Regions from separate parts of the Mus musculus genome. Here region 2 is linked to region 1. The links are chromatin loops, found by intact Hi-C in ENCODE. Cell type or tissue: left cerebral cortex. All regions are shown on one strand. Links, peaks and the distances in the headings refer to the core of each region. The heading gives the core; the rest is flanking DNA.

Evidence for each region. A loop is a pair of places that touch in the nucleus more often than their neighbours do. Peaks named below come from ENCODE experiments on the same cell type or tissue, not always from the same donor. Only the 100,000 strongest peaks of a DNase experiment are listed, where the experiment ranks them.
Region 2: a loop joins it to region 1, with 8 times the contacts of the local background. A loop is called at or near these places in 3 of 42 quality-filtered maps.

Annotation. Positions count from the first base shown.
Region 1 is chr17:88,250,682-88,260,988 of GRCm38, forward strand. It overlaps Gm31615 (a long non-coding RNA gene), which reads right to left. Exons shown (of 7, transcript XR_877113.1): 4 at 3,017-3,614. Among named protein-coding and RNA genes, the nearest start is that of 1700116H05Rik, 52 kb to the right of the region's middle. In left cerebral cortex, for the core only: CTCF peaks have their summits at 1,461, 5,209 (motif pointing right), 6,621 and 8,051; DNase peaks (open chromatin) are centred at 1,409, 5,216, 5,715, 5,796 and 2 more places; H3K4me3 peaks cover 1,942 bases; H3K27ac peaks cover 2,274 bases.
Region 2 is chr17:88,525,703-88,533,702 of GRCm38, forward strand. Ppp1r21 (protein phosphatase 1, regulatory subunit 21) reads left to right here and starts at 4,422. Exons shown (of 22, transcript NM_028658.4): 1 at 4,422-4,616. The coding sequence starts at 4,560. In left cerebral cortex, for the core only: a CTCF peak has its summit at 2,258 (motif pointing right); DNase peaks (open chromatin) are centred at 2,287, 4,336, 4,701, 5,182 and 1 more place; H3K4me3 peaks cover 2,626 bases; H3K27ac peaks cover 1,670 bases.

The DNA of each region.
Region 1 (10,307 bases), core at 902-8,901:
GGCTCAGTGGTTAGATGTGCTGACTGCTCTTCCAAAGGTCCTGAGTTCAAATCCCAGCATCCATATGGTGTCTCACAGTCATCCATAGTGAGATCTGACGCCCTCTTCTGGTGTGTCTGAAGATAGCTACAGTGTACTTATATACTAAATCTGGGCTGTTGTGAGCAGAGTTGGAGCGTGCGGGGCCAGAACGAGCAGAGGTCCTGGGTTCAATTCCCAGCAACCACATGATGGCTCACAACCATCTGTACAGCTATAGTGTACTCATATACATTAAATAAATAAATAAATCTTTTTTAAAAAAACCTATGAGAGACTTACAGATGAGATCTAATTTATACGTTAGCTTGTTCTTGTCTAGCCATCTGTATGTAACAGCGCTTGCTCAAGTGACCTTGTAAATATAAACTTAATCTTTCAGATCTACAGATATGGAAATGGAGATCCCAGAAAAATTAAACAACACAGCGTCTCATGGTTGTCAGGAAACCGAACTGAGATCATTCAAGGTGTGCAACCTTCAAATCTCTTGCTAGTCATGGTCTGTTTTGCTAGGCAGATTCACAAAACTTTTGGTTCCTCTGTGTGTAGCTCAAGAGCAGTGGTTCTCAACCTTCCTAATGTTGGGACCCTTTAATATAGTTCTTTATGTGGTGATTGTCAGCCGTAAAAATATTTTGTGGTACTTCATAATTGTAATTTTGCTAGTTATGAATGTAACATAAATATCTGCTATGTAGGCCATGTGATATCCAACTCCTGTAAAAGAGTTGTTTAACCCCACAGGGGGTCGCGACCCACAGGTTGAGGATTATTGCAGGAGCAATGGGCACTGAATAATGGTGCCTGGTCTGAATGGTCCAGGACTGGACACGTGACAGAGTCTTAATGATGTTCCTTCCCTCTTTTACAGGGAAATGGCATGGGCGGAAATGTTTAGGGCACTTGTGGGTCTGCTGCACTGCCTATCCTTAGACAGGGTGACCAGGTGACAGCCACGGCGTTTGTCTCCCACCACTGGAGGAAAGCCTATGAGGGTAGGATTAGAGACATGAAAGTTAGACTTCTGGTTTGGGTCTGAATTCCTTGCTGTTCATTCTTTGAACGAGTGAGGAGCCGAAGTAGAGATAAAAGTGGGCTAGAGACCGATTGTGTGAAGGAAAGTTCCCAGCAGCCAATGTCCTAATATTGTGTGCGGACGTGCGTGTTCTGTGCTCCCAGCTTGCATTCTTGTTGGCCCTTTATGTCATCTTAGTCGGCCTGAGCTGTAAGAGTGTTTGTACTGGTTCCTGCTTAGATCCAAGGCAACCCTTTCTGAGCTCTCCTACACTTAGAAGGCTCTCAGCAGCGACGACCGTGTACCCTTGGGATTCTCAAGGTTTTCTCCGGAAGCGTCCCTATCAACTCTACATTACACATCACGGCAGCGATGCGACACCTAATGGCCAAGAGAGAAACTCCAGCCTGCGCCCCTCTCAACAGGGGGCTTAGGGAGTACCCCGAGGAGGCATTTTCTTTTCTTCCAACTTCAGGTTCCTTGTACCCAGCTTGCAGAGTCCATGTCCCGGATGCTGCCAAATCCACTCAACTCAGCCTTTAATCACACCCTGTCCTGGAGTGCGCTCAGTTCCATGTGCAATCACTTAAAACCACTTTACCCAAGAAGGCCAAGGTTTCCAAGTGGGCCTTCAATCTGCCCCGCTTCTTTTTCAGATGGGGAAACAGACGCCAAGGGCCAAGGGAACGGCTCAGCCGCTAAAAGTGAGATTTGGATCAGAGCCCAGATCTCCTGAACATTCCAGCCGTTTCTATGTATTTCATACAGAGGGGGGTCTGATACACGGCAGGTCCTCCACGGATGCTGCATGGATGATAGCTTCCTTGCCACATAAGTGCATTTCTCGTAGTGATCTGGGCCATCACCCACTTTTACACCTGTCAGGATTTCTGACCATTCCAGCAACACTCTCCCTACGGGTACCACCATCTTTTCCTCTTACAAAGCAGGTAGCATAGACTCAGGAAAGACAAAAGGGTCCCTCCCAGAATCAGATTAGCTTAATCACTGAGCAGGTGTGAGGACCCTCTGCTTCAGTGTTTCTCAGACTTGGACCTGCCCCCAAATCTCTAGGGAATCTGGCTGAAATGCCGACTCTGACTCAGCATTGTGTGTCCTTTCCTGGACAGTACTTTTTGTCTGTAGATGCATTAGGGCAAATCTTGCCCGTGGCGACCTTGGCACAACTGGAGCAACTCCATGTGGAAGTTACGATGCTCGGTATCTTCTTTGAACCACGAAGAGGATACTGTCAGGTGCTGGTATGTCTCTTAGTCAAAATTCTAATAACAATGAAATTATTACAAATGGCATATTCTGTGGACTTCTGATGTTTTTGAAGAATATATATATGAACTGTTAAACCTGGACTACTTTTAGCTATTTCTATTTGAATAATATTGAAAACACTTTATTATAATTAAATCAGAATCTAATACAACCATTAGTTTGCTCTCTGGCCCTTAACTTCTGTTACTTAATCATCCTAAACTGTTTGTAACAGCAGCTATAGGACTGGGGGTCAAATTCTTAAATGAGTTGCATAGGCACAATGCCTATCTAAGAGTAACAATATTAATTTCAATTCTTGTATCAATATACAAAGATTTATACCAATGAAAACCTTAAACCTGTATCAATATACAAATTCTGTACCAATGTAAGAAATTATAACTTCAATTTTGTATCAGTTATAGAGATTTCTATCAATGTAAATAATATCTATACAATGCTTTATTTAAGAATAAATTTAGCACCGGGCATGGTGGCACATGCCTTTAATCCCAGCACTCGGGAGGCAGAGGCAGGTGGATTTCTGAGTTCGAGGCCAGCCTGGTCTACAGAGTGAGCTCCAGGACAGCCAGGGCTATACAGAGAAACCCTGTCTCGAAAAACCAAATAAATAAATAAATAAATAAATAAATAAATAAATTAATTTAGTAATCTGCTCATATTTACCCGCTTCATCCTCTCATCATGCTTCCATGTGACAGGTGCAGGAAGGTAACGCAGGGCTTTGATTGTCAGAGTAGCTGGGAGTTGCAGTCTCATGCATGTTCCCAGGTTCCTGTCTACTTGTGCTATGATAGGCATCTTCTGGGAGCTCCAGTTTTCTCACTACAGAGTAAGAATAACAAGAATTAACCATGAAGCTTTGCTGCGCAGGAATGAGCTAGCCCCAACTTACTGAAGAAAGGAGCTATTATTAATATGCAGCATATGGACACACAACATATGCATTCTGAATGAATGAATGAATGAATGGGCACAAGGGAAGGTTGGGAAGGTTGGCCCAGGTCCCCTAAACTGATGAGCAACTTCTTTGAAATTATGCCTTTAGGAATTTGTTATTTGAGATGAGAAATGGGTAAAAAGAAAAACTCAGAAAGGTTGTATGAGAGACTCCTGCGTGGCTGGCATCCAAGCAGCAGGATGGACGGATAAACTTCCCAACTCTCCAAACCACACAGGCCGAAGCTGTGCACTGGAGACTTCCAGGATGCCAGATCTCTTTCATCCAGAAGGAAGGAGACGGAGTGCTCGACACAGCTCCTTTCTGTGAAGATAGAACATTGGTAGAAATCTTCGTATATTGATACAACATTGGAAATGACCATATGTTGTTACTGCCTTGGGAGTGGAAACTCAGTTATGAAAGGGATTCGGCTACGAAGTACTAGGACTGAGTCACTCTCGGCTAAGACTGGAGATTTCTTAAAACTAGAAGCAAAGCTTGGGAACTTTCTTGTCTCTGAAAGGCTGATAGGCTTCAGCATTAAAATCATATAATCAAAGTTAGGTGCTTTAATCCCAGCACTCAGAAGACAGAGGCAGGCAGATCTCTGAGTTCAAAAGGCTAACCTGGTCTACAAAGTGAATTCCAGGACAGCAAAGGGCCTGAAACTCTGTCTTGAAACAACCAAATATCTACACATATATAATATAGTTAATTTTTCCTGAATGCCTGTGGTAACAAACAATAAGAGTGATTATCTTGAAAACTATTTGTTGCCCGGTGGTGGTGGCACACGCCTTTAATCCCAGCACTTGGAAGGCAGAGGCAGATGGATTTCTGAGTTTGAGGCCAGCCTGGTCTACAGAATGAGTTCCAGGACAGCCTGGGCTACACAGAGAAACCCTGTCCCGAAAATCCAAACAAAGAAAGAAAGAAAAAGAAAGAAAGAAAGAAAGAAAGAAAGAAAGAAAGAAAGAAAGAGAGCTATTTGTTCTCTAGATCAAAATATATCCATCTTACTAATGTTACTACTTTTTAAAAACAGAGATTCATTATATACATTTTAGCAGAATACAATAAATACTTATTATACTAAGTAACAATAATCACAATAATTCGACTTGTAAAATAAAATACAATTAAGGTGGCCCAGGTGCCCAGTAATGAGTTTGAAGTAATGACTCATAAGTGCGAAGACTTCCCTGACTGGGTTTCTAACGTGATTACAAGTGGGTCATAAAAGTGAGTGTGAGAAACTAGCTTCCCAAACCAGGATCACCATTTACTGGAATCCATGAGTTCAGAGTAAGGCAGTAATCTTCTGGGGAGAAATGACTACTGTTGACTCATTAATCCAATAACTCTGTACTAATTACAGTGCCTCAGTTTCCCTATTTTATGAAGTTGTCACCTGCCTGCCGCTCAGTTGTGTTTGGAAAGTCCAGGGAGATAATAGTGTGTTTTGAAAATAAGGAATACATTATAAATGCTAAATAATAATAACAATAATAACAGGGAGTCTCTAATGACAGGGGTCCTTTAATAATACTCATCGAGTGTAATAGCATCACTAACCAGTAGGAACAAGACAGAGTGCGTTTGTCTTCTTAATCATCAGTTTGTCTCATGGGAAATTGGTAGAGAGAGGACTGGCGCCTCACACCGAGCCCCCACAGGCTTGCCAACCCGGTGACTCCTGCCCTCCAACTAGCACCTGCTTCGTTTCTCTTTAAGAAGGCGAGCGGTGTAACAGAAAGAAGGGGACAGAGGTATCCCAGCTCACATCCTAAGCCCAGAGAACAGGATTATAAAGTTTCAGTCCATAGCTGGTTGTAGAAAGAAAAGAAAAATAGGCTTGAGACCAAAGAGAGCAAAGGGCTTAGGGGGACGAAGGACCAAGGTAGCCACGAGGTGGCGACAATCCAGCTGGAAAGACCCGCTCGGGTGGCATAGATGGTTCGCAACCGAGGAAGGAACTTCCATAGACACAAAGAAGGGGTCTTCGGAACGGGGAAAAGGCATTTTGTCTGCTTCGCCGGCAGCGTATCGGGAGTTAGACATGACGAAGGCGACCTGGAGAAGGAGCGAGCAGCTCTCTTGTCATTCCTTGGGCTTCCACTTCCCAGGACCGCAGCCCTTGGTGTAGGGAGAATTTTGTGCAAAATCACCCGAAAAAGGTTTGACCCCCTCCTGCCGCCCGGAGGCCAGCCAGATGCTTCCCCGCAGCGACATTCCCAGGATTCCAGCCCGGGAGAGGACGATTTTGAGCCCAGCCACAGGCCTTGGGCCAGTATCTGGCTGCAACTGCGGGTCGGACTTAGCTCGGCAAGGCAAACCGGCCAGCTCACCCGGGGGCCGGGTCCTTGGAGCCCCTTGGGATCCGACCTTGGGGGAGGCTGCACCCTGGCTCTGGAAAGTGCAGCGGCCGTAGGGCGTGCCCGTAGCTCGGCTGCACCGGGTGCCTGGGAAAATGTCCGGAGCTGAGCGAGGCCCAGGGGGTAGGGGTGGGGGGTGGGGGTGCTCTGCTAGTTTTCTTTTGTTTCAGTGTGAATGTGAACACAACCACACCCTCGTTTGTGCTGGGCAGGAGGTAGCTGGCTTTGAAACTCCACTATTAGGAAATTTGAAATAGGGTTGTTAGGAAACTCCCTCGCAATTCTTAGGGCCGTCCTGGGCTGCCGAGCTTGGGCTCTAGCTGTCTGCCTGGTGCCATGCCTAGCCTACTGAGGTGCTACAATCTTTGGCCTGCCTAGAAGCCATGGGCGAATCCATGGCCCTCCCGCTTGGACCATGGTCAGCGATCAGGAAATCCGGGCAAGCTACTCACGGGCCCACCCCTCTGGGGTGTGGGGCGGGAGCCCTTGAGGAACACATGCCCCCGCAGGACTGCCTTATTTAAGCCCCACAGCATCATCACCTGCATTTTGCAGATGAGGGAAGCAAGCCTTTGGTACTGAGTAATTTGCCCGAGAATCTCAACTCTTAGAGGGGCTGGGATTTTACACTGGACCTGCATTTTTCTCCGAAGCCCTAGGCTATCTATGCTGCCTCCTACAGCCCCGCCAAGAGCCAACTGGGAGAAATATAAATAGAGCCAGGAATGAGCTTAAATTTTGGCAGGACAACCGAGGTTATTTTGGACTCTTCTTGCCTTTGAATGCAGACTGGAAAACAGCTAGTGTAAGCTCCACCTTCATCAACAAATGTTTTCCGTTTGTGTTTTATACCAGGAAACTAAGCACTGAGGTATCCCAGCGAACAGGACAGATCATATTAGTGTGTGATTGCACGAGTGTTTGGTGAGCTAATTATTAAGCTGTTAACTGAAAAACTGCCAATCTGGGCACTAGAGGGAGACTCCAGGCAGCAGGAGGAAGGGCAGTGTTCTTGCTGTAGGCAATCCCAGTAGGTTTCCCCTAGCAGGGTGGTTGGTTCCAATCAGATCTCTCCAGTGTTCCCAGCCAGTCTGTGTGCGGGTCAGCTGTGTCATAACCAGAGCAGGGCAGCATCCACTTCTCTGCAGCCTGAGCTCAGGTACCAGAGTTCTCCTTAGTGTTCCCTAGTCCTGGCAGGGTAACTGGGCCTCCTTACACCCTTCCTATACCCAGTGTTGCGCTGGTAAGTGTTCCAAAAACAACAACAAAAACAACAACAACAAAAAACAAACAAACTAACCTAACAAAAAGAAAGACCCTTAGTTTGCAATGAGTGGGTGGGAGGTCTCTACGGTAGAGATCACTTTCCCGGGGGTCACTTTGTATCTCTTCAATCTTACAGACAGGTACACAAATGCTACCCACCACACACATACACTGTCCTGTGCCCTATTGAAAAGTTAGTTTGCTTTCTTTCTTTTTTTTTCTTTCTTTTTTTTTTTTTTTTTTGGTTTTTTCGAGAACCTACATAGCCCTGGCTGTCCTGGAACTCACTTTGTAGACCAGGCTGGCCTCGAACTCAGAAATCCACCTGCCACTGCCTCCCGAGTGCTGGGACTGGCTGTTGTTTGTTTTTTAAAGATTTTATTTATTGTTATATGTAAGTACACTGTAGCTGTCTTCAGACACCCCAGAAGAGGGCATCAGATCTCATTATGGATGGTTGTGAGCCACCATGTGGTTGCTAGGATTTGAACTCGGGACCTTTGGAAGAGCAGTCAGTGCTCTTACCCGCTGAGCCATCTCACCAGCCTGTTAGTTTGCTTTCTAGTTTTTTATTTTTCACCACCAGACTTTGAAGTTTCCAAGAATCTTTGGATTTTTTTTTCCTTCAAAATTTCTTCTGACAGAGTTGTTGGATGTTAAGAGACAATGTAAACAACATACTCTGAAAGCTACTTCAAAATCTAGACCAGTAACACAATCCCGGAAATTCCTACCGGAGGTTTGTAAAACTGTAGTGACAGAAGTGGGCCAAGTATTTTGAAGATAGCTCACATAGGTGTCAGCCAGGGTGACCTCAGAGCAGGGTGGAGCCTGTGACTCAGCATGGGAAAAGCAGACATACGAGTGACTTTGAGAGCCAAAGTTATGGTCTAAGTTTTAATCACTGTGCCTAAGAGACCCCCGAAACTAAAAAGCCTCTCATCTGTAGCCCCTCCCTCGCCCAAGGACAGACACTTCCGGAAAAGCCGGCCGCTGCTGGTAATGGGCGATTAACAAGCTCTGCGGAGTTTGTTTGACTCAGCTGCACCGATGTGCTGAAGGTACGGGACAGGAAATACCTCAGGATGCAGCAGCGGCAGTACTCTCCTCAACCAGCAGGATTAACATGACCCACCATGAGATCACATTGTGTGTTTGAAGAACACCCTGTGTTCTTGAAGCCTTGGGAAGATGGATATTGCACAAAGAAAGCACCAGAACCCGAGGAGTGAGCAGTTTATCTCATGGGTGGTCAGGGTAGGGTCACCTTTCCCATGTTCCATTCTGTAGCTGTACAAAGAAAAAATTAACACGCATCTCTGTATTAGCTACTTTTCTTTTCTTTTCTTTTTTTTTTTTTTTTTTTTTTGTTTTTTGTTTTTTGTTTTTGTTCGTTTGTTTTTGGAGACAGGGTTTCTCTGTGTAGTCCTGGCTGTCCTGGAACTCACTTTGTAGACCAGGCTGGCCTCGAACTCAGAAATCCGCCTGCCTCTGCCTCCCAAGTGCTGGGATTAAAGGTGTGTACCACCACTGCCTAGCTACCTTAATTCTCTCTTTCCAATAAAACCTTTGTTTACACAAAGGCCCGCTGCTGCTGCTGCTCTGTTTTAGGAATTTGATGGCCTGGAGGAGTGACCCTCCTTGGAGCAGGAGGGTTTGCCTCCCTTCATTTCTGGTGCACCAATTCTCTTCAGACTAGCCAATTAAATAAGAGAGTGAGGTTGAACCTCCGCCAATGCAGAAAAGACAGAGCCACTGTCTGAGTTAGAATGAAAACCAGTTGCCCTTCCTTTCTCAGCGCGTTCTTTCTGTTTGCCAAGCCGGGTGGTGGAAGCACACGCCTCTAATCCCAGCATCCTGAAGATAGAAGAGACCAGCCTGGTCTCCAGAGCAAGTTCCAGGAGGCCAGGGATACACAAGAAACCATGTCTTGAAAAACAGAGAGAGCCAGGCAGTAGTGGCGCACCCCTTTAATCCCATCACTTGGAAGGCAGAGGCAGGCAGATTTCTGAGTTCGAGGCCAGCCTGGTCTACAAAGTGAGTTTCAGGACAGCCAGGACTGCACAGAGAAACCCTGTCTCAAAAAATAAAAATAAAAAAAAAAGAAAAGAAAAAGAAAAACAGAGGGAGACAGAGAGAGAGTGAATACTGAAATAGAACTCTAGATGTTTGTATCTTAAATCCATTCACTCACACATCCCTCCATCCATCCACCCATCCATCCATCCATCCATCCCTCCACCCACCCATCCATCCATCATGGTTGATGGACAAGAAACCTTTTACATAGTAGGCAGGTGTTCTGTTACCAGGTTCCGTCTCCCAATCACATGTATTTTTTTTTTTAATGAAAGGTTTGGTTTTATTTAAAGTTATGTATCATCTGTATCTATGTGTGGGTATGTGCATGGGTGATGGTGCTGGTAGAGGCTGGTGGTTGGTGGTTTCAGATCCCCCAGAGCTTGCTGTGGGTCCCCTAAGGTGGGTGCTGGGAATGGAACTCAGGCCCACTGCAAAGGCAGTCACTCACAAGGGCTGAGTGTCTCTGTTTATCCTAATATGTATGTTTTTTAACTTAAAAAAAAAAACCAATTAGCTCCTTTGCTTACTAAAATTATGCATATTTATTGTGAAACAAATGAATAAAATGGCCCAAATGTCCACTGAAGGGAGAAAGCTTCTTGGCTCTTTCGGTTTGCCCAGCATCCAGCTTTCAAAGATTCTTCCTTCTGAACATGCCAGGATCCTCTTGGGAGCAATCTGGGCACTGTCCCTGCTCAGCCAGAGATCAGGCACAATGGGGATGCTTTCCACTTGAGTTTTGGAAATATGAGTTAGAAAAAAAAATAAACAAAACAAAACAGCTGTGGTTGCTGATGAGGCTGGAAGGTGTGGAGCATGGGAGCCGGGTGAACGGCGTCTCGCAGAGCGTCCACGTTTCTGAGGCTGGTCTGGGTGGGACAGGCCTCCGAGTTTTTCTCTGTGTGCATGTAGAGTCTTTGTTGTGAATTGGTGTGTTCTACAGTGTTTGGTGATGTATATAGAATGGGTGAATATGGCCTCCTTCCTGCCATGTTTGCAGTGGGATGCTAGGCCCCAGTGAATGGAACAATTAGACGAATGTTCCCTATTTCTCTTCCTTTCTCTCTCACTGGCTCCTCCAAACAGCCTCACTAGTGGCAACAGCCATTGATCAAATAAGGACCATCATAACATTATAGAAGTAAAATCTAGAGCCAGAGACACTGTCTAGTCTCCCCACTCTTAGTCCAGGGCTCTTTGTTGCAGAGCAGGCTGACCGGACATGCAACTGAGGAAGATCCAACTAACTTCCCTTCAGTCTGTCTCCAGCACAGAGTTTGTCCCTCCCCTC
Region 2 (8,000 bases), core at 1-8,000, 270 kb after region 1:
GAGAATTAAGACATTGTGCAATCCTCAGGAAAACACTGTGGAAAATAGGAGGTTTGGCTCTAAAAGCTAGAACATAAAGTCACCAAATGGAATTCTGGGTTTCTCTACAGCAGGGTGGAAACAGGGATTCAAACAGATATCCATGCATCTGTGATCATAGACACATCCTGTGCAGCAACCCCTAAGTGAAAACAAGCCAGACAGTCAGTAATGGATTATCTTATTTTGCAGTTCTAGGGTTTGAACATAAGGCATCGAGAAACTGAGGCAGGAATATTCTGGGTTTAAGGATAGCCTGGGATAAAGGTGAGACACTGTCTCAGAAATAAACAAATTGGGTAAGGAGAGTGTGCTACGTAATAAAAGGCCCACCAGCTAGCTGTCTTTCTTAATCTTTCCCTGCTGTTTTCTGATTGCCTACTTTGGCGGGCTCGAGAAGTGCTGTGAAGTCTGAATGAAGACTTTGCTTTTCAAACACAGGCAAACACAGGAGCCTTCCCACAACTAAGACAACACAGGTGGATTCTTCTCCGCCATGAAATAACATTCGGCTAGAGGCTCACAGTGTTTCTCATATTTTCTGTAAACCGATGGCATAATTGCTTGTCTACTTAATCAATAGATGTTCTCCAGTGTTCTCAATCTACACTCAGTTGAATCAGTACATTCACATCGTTAATATGTCATACGTTGCTGCAAGCATTAACGTACAAATAGCATTATTCCTGGGGAAAATTCAGAGGTTCTTGATAGCATCTGGTTACATTTTCCTGAACCTTTCCATACATAACCATATTTTAAGTGTACTTTGGTTAAAGGCATGTTATTTGATAGATATTTTTTGCTTCATTAATTTTAAACCAGTGGTCAACAGCTCTCTGCTTCCCCCCCTCCCCTCCCCTCCCTCCCTCCCTCCCTCCCTCCCTCCCTCCCTCCCTCCCTCCCTCCTTTCTTTCTTTCTTTCTTTCTTTCTTTGAGGCAAGGTCTCTCTATGTAGTTGAGGCTGTCCTAGAACTCAGTAAGTAAACCAGGTTGGCCTCAAACTCACAGAGATTCTCCTGTTTTAGCCTCCAAAGTGCTCACCATATTCACTTAACATCCTGGACTAAAGCCTCACAACTTTTGTCATACACGTTGATCTTCATAAAGCTAAAACTAGCCCTTTTTGCCTTAAGGAACATTGTCTAGGGCTAGAACAGGCTTCATCATTGTGCTTGGGGCCATTTGAAATAGCAAACTTTTCAACAAAATAATGCAAAGCATTCACTTAGTATCATCTTGCGGGATGTCAGTTGGGAATATAGGCTTTGGGTCAGTCAGATCTTTGCTACTCTGCCTGCTTGCAGATGCTCTAGTGAGTGTTGTATTTGAGTTACACACACATTTTATGCAAATTTGCAGATTCATTTTGCAGATAATGAATACTGACCTTGAACACAGCATGTCAGAGTCAGCAACAACCAGCTTTTGTTCCATTTCTATGAATTTCTAGAGATCTGTGCCCTCATTAGGTTTGATAACCAACAATTGACAGGATGGTATTGAATTTTGCCTATTTAAGATTTTAGTGTGTGTGTGTGTGTGTGTGTGTGTATGTGTGCATGTGTGTGCCATAGCTTATGTGCAGAAGTCCAAGGTCACCTTGCAGGAGTCAGCTATCTCCTACCATGTGTATCCTGGGACTGAAATCAGTCGTCAGTCTCTATGGCAGGCGCTGTCTGAGCCATCTTGCCAGTCAGAATATTTAAATTCAATCCTCACAATATTTCAATCTCAATAATCTAGAGTTCCCCCCCCCACCAAAACTATGGGTTATTAAAGCCCACCTGCCAATTAACTTTTTCCCATGCCTCAGTCACCCTTTGAAATAGTAAAACATGTAGATATGGCCTTTTTAAAAAAATTGATATTTGGGAGTTCTTTACAGATTTGGACAAGAGCCTGCTGTAGGGTTTGTATGCTGCTATTACCTTCTTCCCCTTTGTGGCTGGCCTTTTTAATACTAGTTGAGAATGAGAATCTTAATTTTAATTTACTCTTATTTACCAACTAGGGTTTTAAAACAATGTGTCTGATCAAACAGCCAGCCAGTCAAAATAAATTTCTAAATTCAGTAATATGAATTCATACAGACTCTCTTGCTAAAGTTGTATGTTTTTCTTTGGAATGTTATTTTCTGGAATGACATTTTTAAAACAATAAAAAAAATTTCCATTCCTATTCAAACCATGGAAATGGATTACACCATTTAATTCTGCCACTTGGTGGTGCTACAGGGAACTAACACTCCTCTCAGGAACGGTTATTCTGGAAGTTTGGATGGCAGTACTTATTTATTAGCAAGTGTAAAGTGTACAGTTTTAGTTTGTACAGGAAACGATACAGGCTGAGCTCTTTGCTGAACAACTCCTGGATTGCTCCCAGATAAAAGAGAAGCTAGCTAGCACAGCTTTCACTTTAATTATACCTCTAAATAATCCACAGGGCTGACTTAGCCTTCCTAGATGCGTTTCCTCCATAATAAAGGTAATAATATTTACTTTAAAAAACCTAGAGAAATCAAGTTGATGCTCCTCTGTCCTGTTTCATTTCCTTCTTTTTCTGCTAGAGGCACCGAACAACCAGTGTTCTAGTTGTCTCTGTGTTTTTACTACATATTCATGTGTTTAAGAATAATGTTGGGCCGGGCAGTGGTGGCACACGCCTTTGATCCCAGCACTTGGGAGGCAGAAGCAGGCAGATTTCTGAGTTCGAGGCCAGCCTGGTCTACAAAGTGAGTTCCAGGACAGCCAGGGCTACACAGAGAAACCCTGTCTCAGAAAAAAAAGAAAAAGAAAAAGAAAAAAACCAGATGGCTCAGTAGGTAAGAGCACTGATCCTAAGGTCCTGAGTTCAAATCCCAGCAACCACATGGTGGCTCACAACCATCTGTAATGAGATCTGGTGCCCTCTTCTGGTGCTTCTGAAGTCAGCTACAGTGTACTTACATATAATAATAAATAAATCTTTGGGCCTGAGCAAGCAGGGACTGAGTGAGCCAGGCCAGCTGGAGTGAGCAGAGGTCCTAAAAATTCAATTTGCAACAACCACAAGAAGGCTCACAACCATCTGTACAGCTACAGTGTACTCATATACATTAAATAAAATAAAAATCGGAATAATGTTACTTCACATATTATGGAGATTATACACACACACACACACACACACACACAGTACATACTGTGTGTGTGTAGTCCAGACTGCTCTCAAACTTGACTTCCTCATGCCTCAGCCTCCCAAATGCTAGGACTGCTGGTATGACTAAACATGTCTGGCTACTTCCACTTCATAATTTTTAAGATTATTTATAGTATATTACAATTCACTATTTTTTTTTTAAAGACAGAGTTTCACTGGCTGGCCTGAAACTTAATATGTAAACCAGTAGAGATCCATTTGCCTGTCTGCCTTCTAAGTACTGAGATTAAAGGTTTATACAGCTGCACCCAGTGCAATTGACTTATTTAGCATAATGTTCATATGTATGTGTTTGTGTACAAATGTAGTTCATTAGTTTCAACTGTCATATTATGTCTCAAGAAACACATATCTTTCTTCATTCATATTATTCTAACAAGAAATACTTCAATGCTATACCTACATTAATCCTCAACAGAACTGTCAAAAATATTTTAAATGAAAAGGAGCAGTTTTTCATCATAAGGTATCTCAAGATATCTAGTCTAGCCGTTTTTTTTTTAAAAACAAAACAAAACATTAATGGTCTTTACATCTCAATGCGTGGTAGAAATTTTCAGAAACTGTATGTTCTTTTACGGCTTAAAATGTTCTGATAGATGAATAAGGGTCAGGGGCGGGCATGTGGCATTTGAGTAGAGAAAGGTCAATGACAAAACACAGAAGACAATGAAGGTTTTCTGATCTGAGAAGGGGAGAAGGGCAAACGGTATAAATATGTGCTAGGTTGGACGGTTTACAGTGTAGCACAAGTCTGGGTATCCAGATAATGAATGAGAAGGCGGAAAACAAGCTTCCAAGAAGCAAGCGACTGACGCTAGGCGGTTGCTATGGCGACTAGGGGACTGGGTAGCCAGAATTCTTGATGTTCTTAGAATGCTTCTCCTTGCATCCTCTGTCTCTCCCTTCGGTGTTCCATCCATTCCGTAGGCACTCATTCTCCTCCCGCTTGATTCTGGCTCGCCCGGAAACGGGTCGCCATCTTCCCGCCTCTTCCAACATGGCGTCTAGGGTCTCAGGAGGGGCAAAAGCACCGCACAGGCGGGTCCGTCGGGCCGCACATGCGCGAACCGGAGCACCAGAGGGCGGGGCGGTGATGTCAAGACGTCGCCCCGCCCCCGGTGGTCGCCCCGCCTCTGGTCCCGCTCCTCCTCCCTCCCGCCTGGAAACCCGGAAGTGGAGGAGGAGGAGGCGCGGCGGCGGCGGCGGTGCTGCAGAAGCTGGCTGAGCCCTGCCCGGGAGGAGCAAGTGTGGGGTTGGGGGCGGGGGGCGGGGCTCGGCAGCCCGGGCGGCCAGGCCTGGACGGGGCGGGGGAGGCCATGGCCTCCGCAGAGTTGCAGGGGAAGTACCAGAAGCTGGCTCAGGAGTACTCGAAGGTACCCATCGTGGGTGGGGGAGACAGGGGTTTCTGGCCCGGAGGCCTCAGCTGGCCGTGGCAGCGATTTGGGATGGTGGGGGGGATGCAGAGGGCTCCTCCTCTCCTCTCCACCTCCTGCTTCCACCATTACGATGCCTCCACCTGCAGCTCCATGGAGATAGGGCCGGGCGGTGTCTGGGTCCGTGTGCGTCTCTGCAGAAAGGAGCTGGAGTTTGAGTCTTCCTTCTCGCTGGACCAGCAGGCTTAGAAATGGAATGACAGAAATCCAAGGCACAGCTCTTGGTGCTAGCCTGAGGGGAAGGGAGGAATGAGGGACCACCCTATGCTCTCTGCTTTCTCAGTTCGCCCGATGATGGGGAAATCACCATCTCCTTTTCGCGAGGAGATGCTTTTAAAGTTAAAACGACTTATTTGCCACCACATCAGTTTGGGAGCGTAAACGGCCTCATTGGGATGGGTGCTTTGGAATACAGATGTTGTCGCCACTGATTTTGACAGCTTGGGTGGTGGGGCTGATGTCTTTTTCTCTTGCACCTTCCTTCCGTGGAATGGGGCAGTGCACACCGCAGGTTCTCCTTAAATACAGAATTATGCAAAACAGGGACCCGGCCTTCTGAAGTGTCAGTCTTTCAAATGGTGAAACCTTTTTCTTGGACAAGGGTGGTGCAGTTTCTGGGTAGGGTTTTCTGCCTGAAGAATATTCTAATGAAGTTATTAAAGCAGAATCTCACGCCTTTGAAAAGGATTCGGTAGTCGTGTTTAATTTCCAATTATCTTGGCATTCACAGAAGCAATGAAAAGATTTCGCCCTTTTTCTAATTTGAAAAAAAAAAAAACCCAAGTGTACGACATCCCCCTTTATGATTTTATTAAGCTTGTATTTGGGAAGGTAAAGTGAAATATAAAGAAATGATACTGGCACCTAAGCGTGCACCCTTAAGTCCTCAGCATCAGATGGGAGCCTTGATGGCATTCAGCTTATCACTCACCTTGTCCACTCCCTTTGTAGTTCCGTCTGAAATCCTCGTAGACTTCTGTGGCTCAGCGCCTGAGATAGTGCATTGTCTTTTGGGGGAGGATTCCCTTGTTTGGAACAGTTCCATATAACGAAGGAGGGTGGGTGGAGGATGGCAGTGCCCAAATTTGCCACTACTATTTTTGGTTGAAAATGTTTCATGCATATAAAGTAAGGGGCCCGATTTCCATCTCTGGAGGGTAAATAACTTTGAAAGTTTGGTTCCAAATGGCCAGTGAGTAGAGTTCCAGAAGGGCTCAGAGCAGTGGCCGTGTTGCGGGAATAATTATATCACCTCCTAAAGTAATGAAAGGCATGGAAAGGTTTTATTCTTTTGGGTATGTTAATGTGTTCAACAAACTCATGTTATATGTGCACCCCGCAAGCAGTGTGCCAGGCTCAGTTGAGAAAGCCGGAGTTCAAGCTGCACAATCACCTTTAATAGACCCTTAAATTAGCGTGGCCTGCAATTATGATACAGTGTAGCAAGTGATGGTCAGCGCAGCTCAGAGGAGAGGTCACTGGGGAAGGGGGAGTTCCTTACACTAGGGAGTAGGGAAGGGGATGAAGAGAGTGGTAGCTTTCCATGTAACTCGGTTAGCCTATGCTGGCTGTCCTGAAAACATCTTAAGATACATGGCAGGCAGAGTGTGGTGAAGGGAGAGTGGGCTAGATCATGAGGGCTGTGGATTTCAGATAAGATGTGTGCAATGGGAAGGTCAAAGAAACCCAACCATCCATCTGTCCATCCACCCGTCTGTCCGTCCATCCGTCTATCTATCCATCTATTTATTAGTGTGTGTGTGTGTGTGTGTGTGTGTGTGTCTCTGTCTGTGTCTGTGTGTGTGTGTGTGTGTGTGTGTGTGTGTGTGTGGGTGGGGTGGGGTGGGGTGATGGTGATGGCGAGGAGGAGGAGACAGCTTTTGGGGGTTGATCTTCTTCTTCTTCTTCTTCTTCTTCTTCTTCTTCTTCTTCTTCTTCTTCTTCTTCTTCTTCGGGGTTGATCATCATCATCATCTTCTTCTTCTTCTTCTTCTTCTTCTTCTTCTTCTTCTTCTTCTTCTTCTTCTCCTCCTCCTCCTCCTCCTCCTCCTCCTCCTCCTCCTCCTTCTCCTTCCTTCCTTCCTTCCTTCCTTCCTTCCCTCCTTCTTCTCCTTCTTCTCCTTCTCCTTCTTCTTCCTCCTCCTCCTCTTCCTCCTCCTCCTCTTTCTCCTCTTCTTCTTTTCTTCTTCTCCTCCACCATGTAGATTCCAGGAACTGTACTGAAATCATCAGGATTGGTGACAAGTGCCATTAATGGTTGAACCATCTTGTCAGCTTCCAAAGGTCTCTTTTACTGAGGGAGTAACATTACTCTTTGGAAGGAAATTGGTAACCATATGGTAGATAGGCTGGAATAGAGATGTTCGGTTGTTGGACTACACTGGGAAGAAAATGTAGGCTTAAGTAAGTAAAGTTGGTATCTGGAGTGGAGAGGAGAGTTCAGGAGTTTTGGTTTAACAATACGTTTTTTTTAGCTTACCGGTTTTGAGAGCCTGCTTCCTTCATACCACTGGGCTCAGGAAAGATATGAACAGGGTATAAACTGTTTGTCCTCAGGTCTCTTCAGGACTTGGTAACTAAGGGAAGACACAGAGTTTGACAAAGCTCTGAGGTGAAGGATTGTGCTTGCCATAACCAAGCAAGGTCAAGTGGGAGCAAAGCGGTGTTTTAAAGATGTAGACTTGGAATTTAGGGATGCAGAACACGTGAAAGTTGCATGTTTCCTATGTTAGCTTGAGTTGATGTTGAGAATACTTGATGAAAAAATTTTAATGGAGCTAAACTTGCTAAAAATGGGGTTAAAGATTAGTTCCTTAAAATATTCTGTACAGGTGAACTTGGAGAGTTAATGAGGGTACAGCTGTAGAGAACACCTGTAGGAATGATGTGCTAAGGCGCTTTGCTCTGCTGGACTTGGGGTCATCTCCCCTGTTGGGCCAGATCATTTCTCATTCTTTCGTGTCCACTGTCACAGACATTTCTGAACATAGAAACCATAGAAACAAAAAGGCTGGGTGAGGTGGCTCAAACCTGAGGCAGGGGGGTTGCTGTGAGTTCTCTATGTAGACCAGCTTTGGCTACATAGAGAATTCCAGGCCAGCCTGTGCTATAATGTAAGACCAAGTCTCAAGCACACACACACTTGCACACACGCGTGCTCTCTCTCTCACACACACATACACACACACACACACACACGTGCTCTCTCTCTCTCACACACACACACACACACACTCACACTCACACACACACACACACACATGCTCACACACGCACACGCATGCATGTTCGCTCAGTTGCATGTTCACACATACACAGACAGAC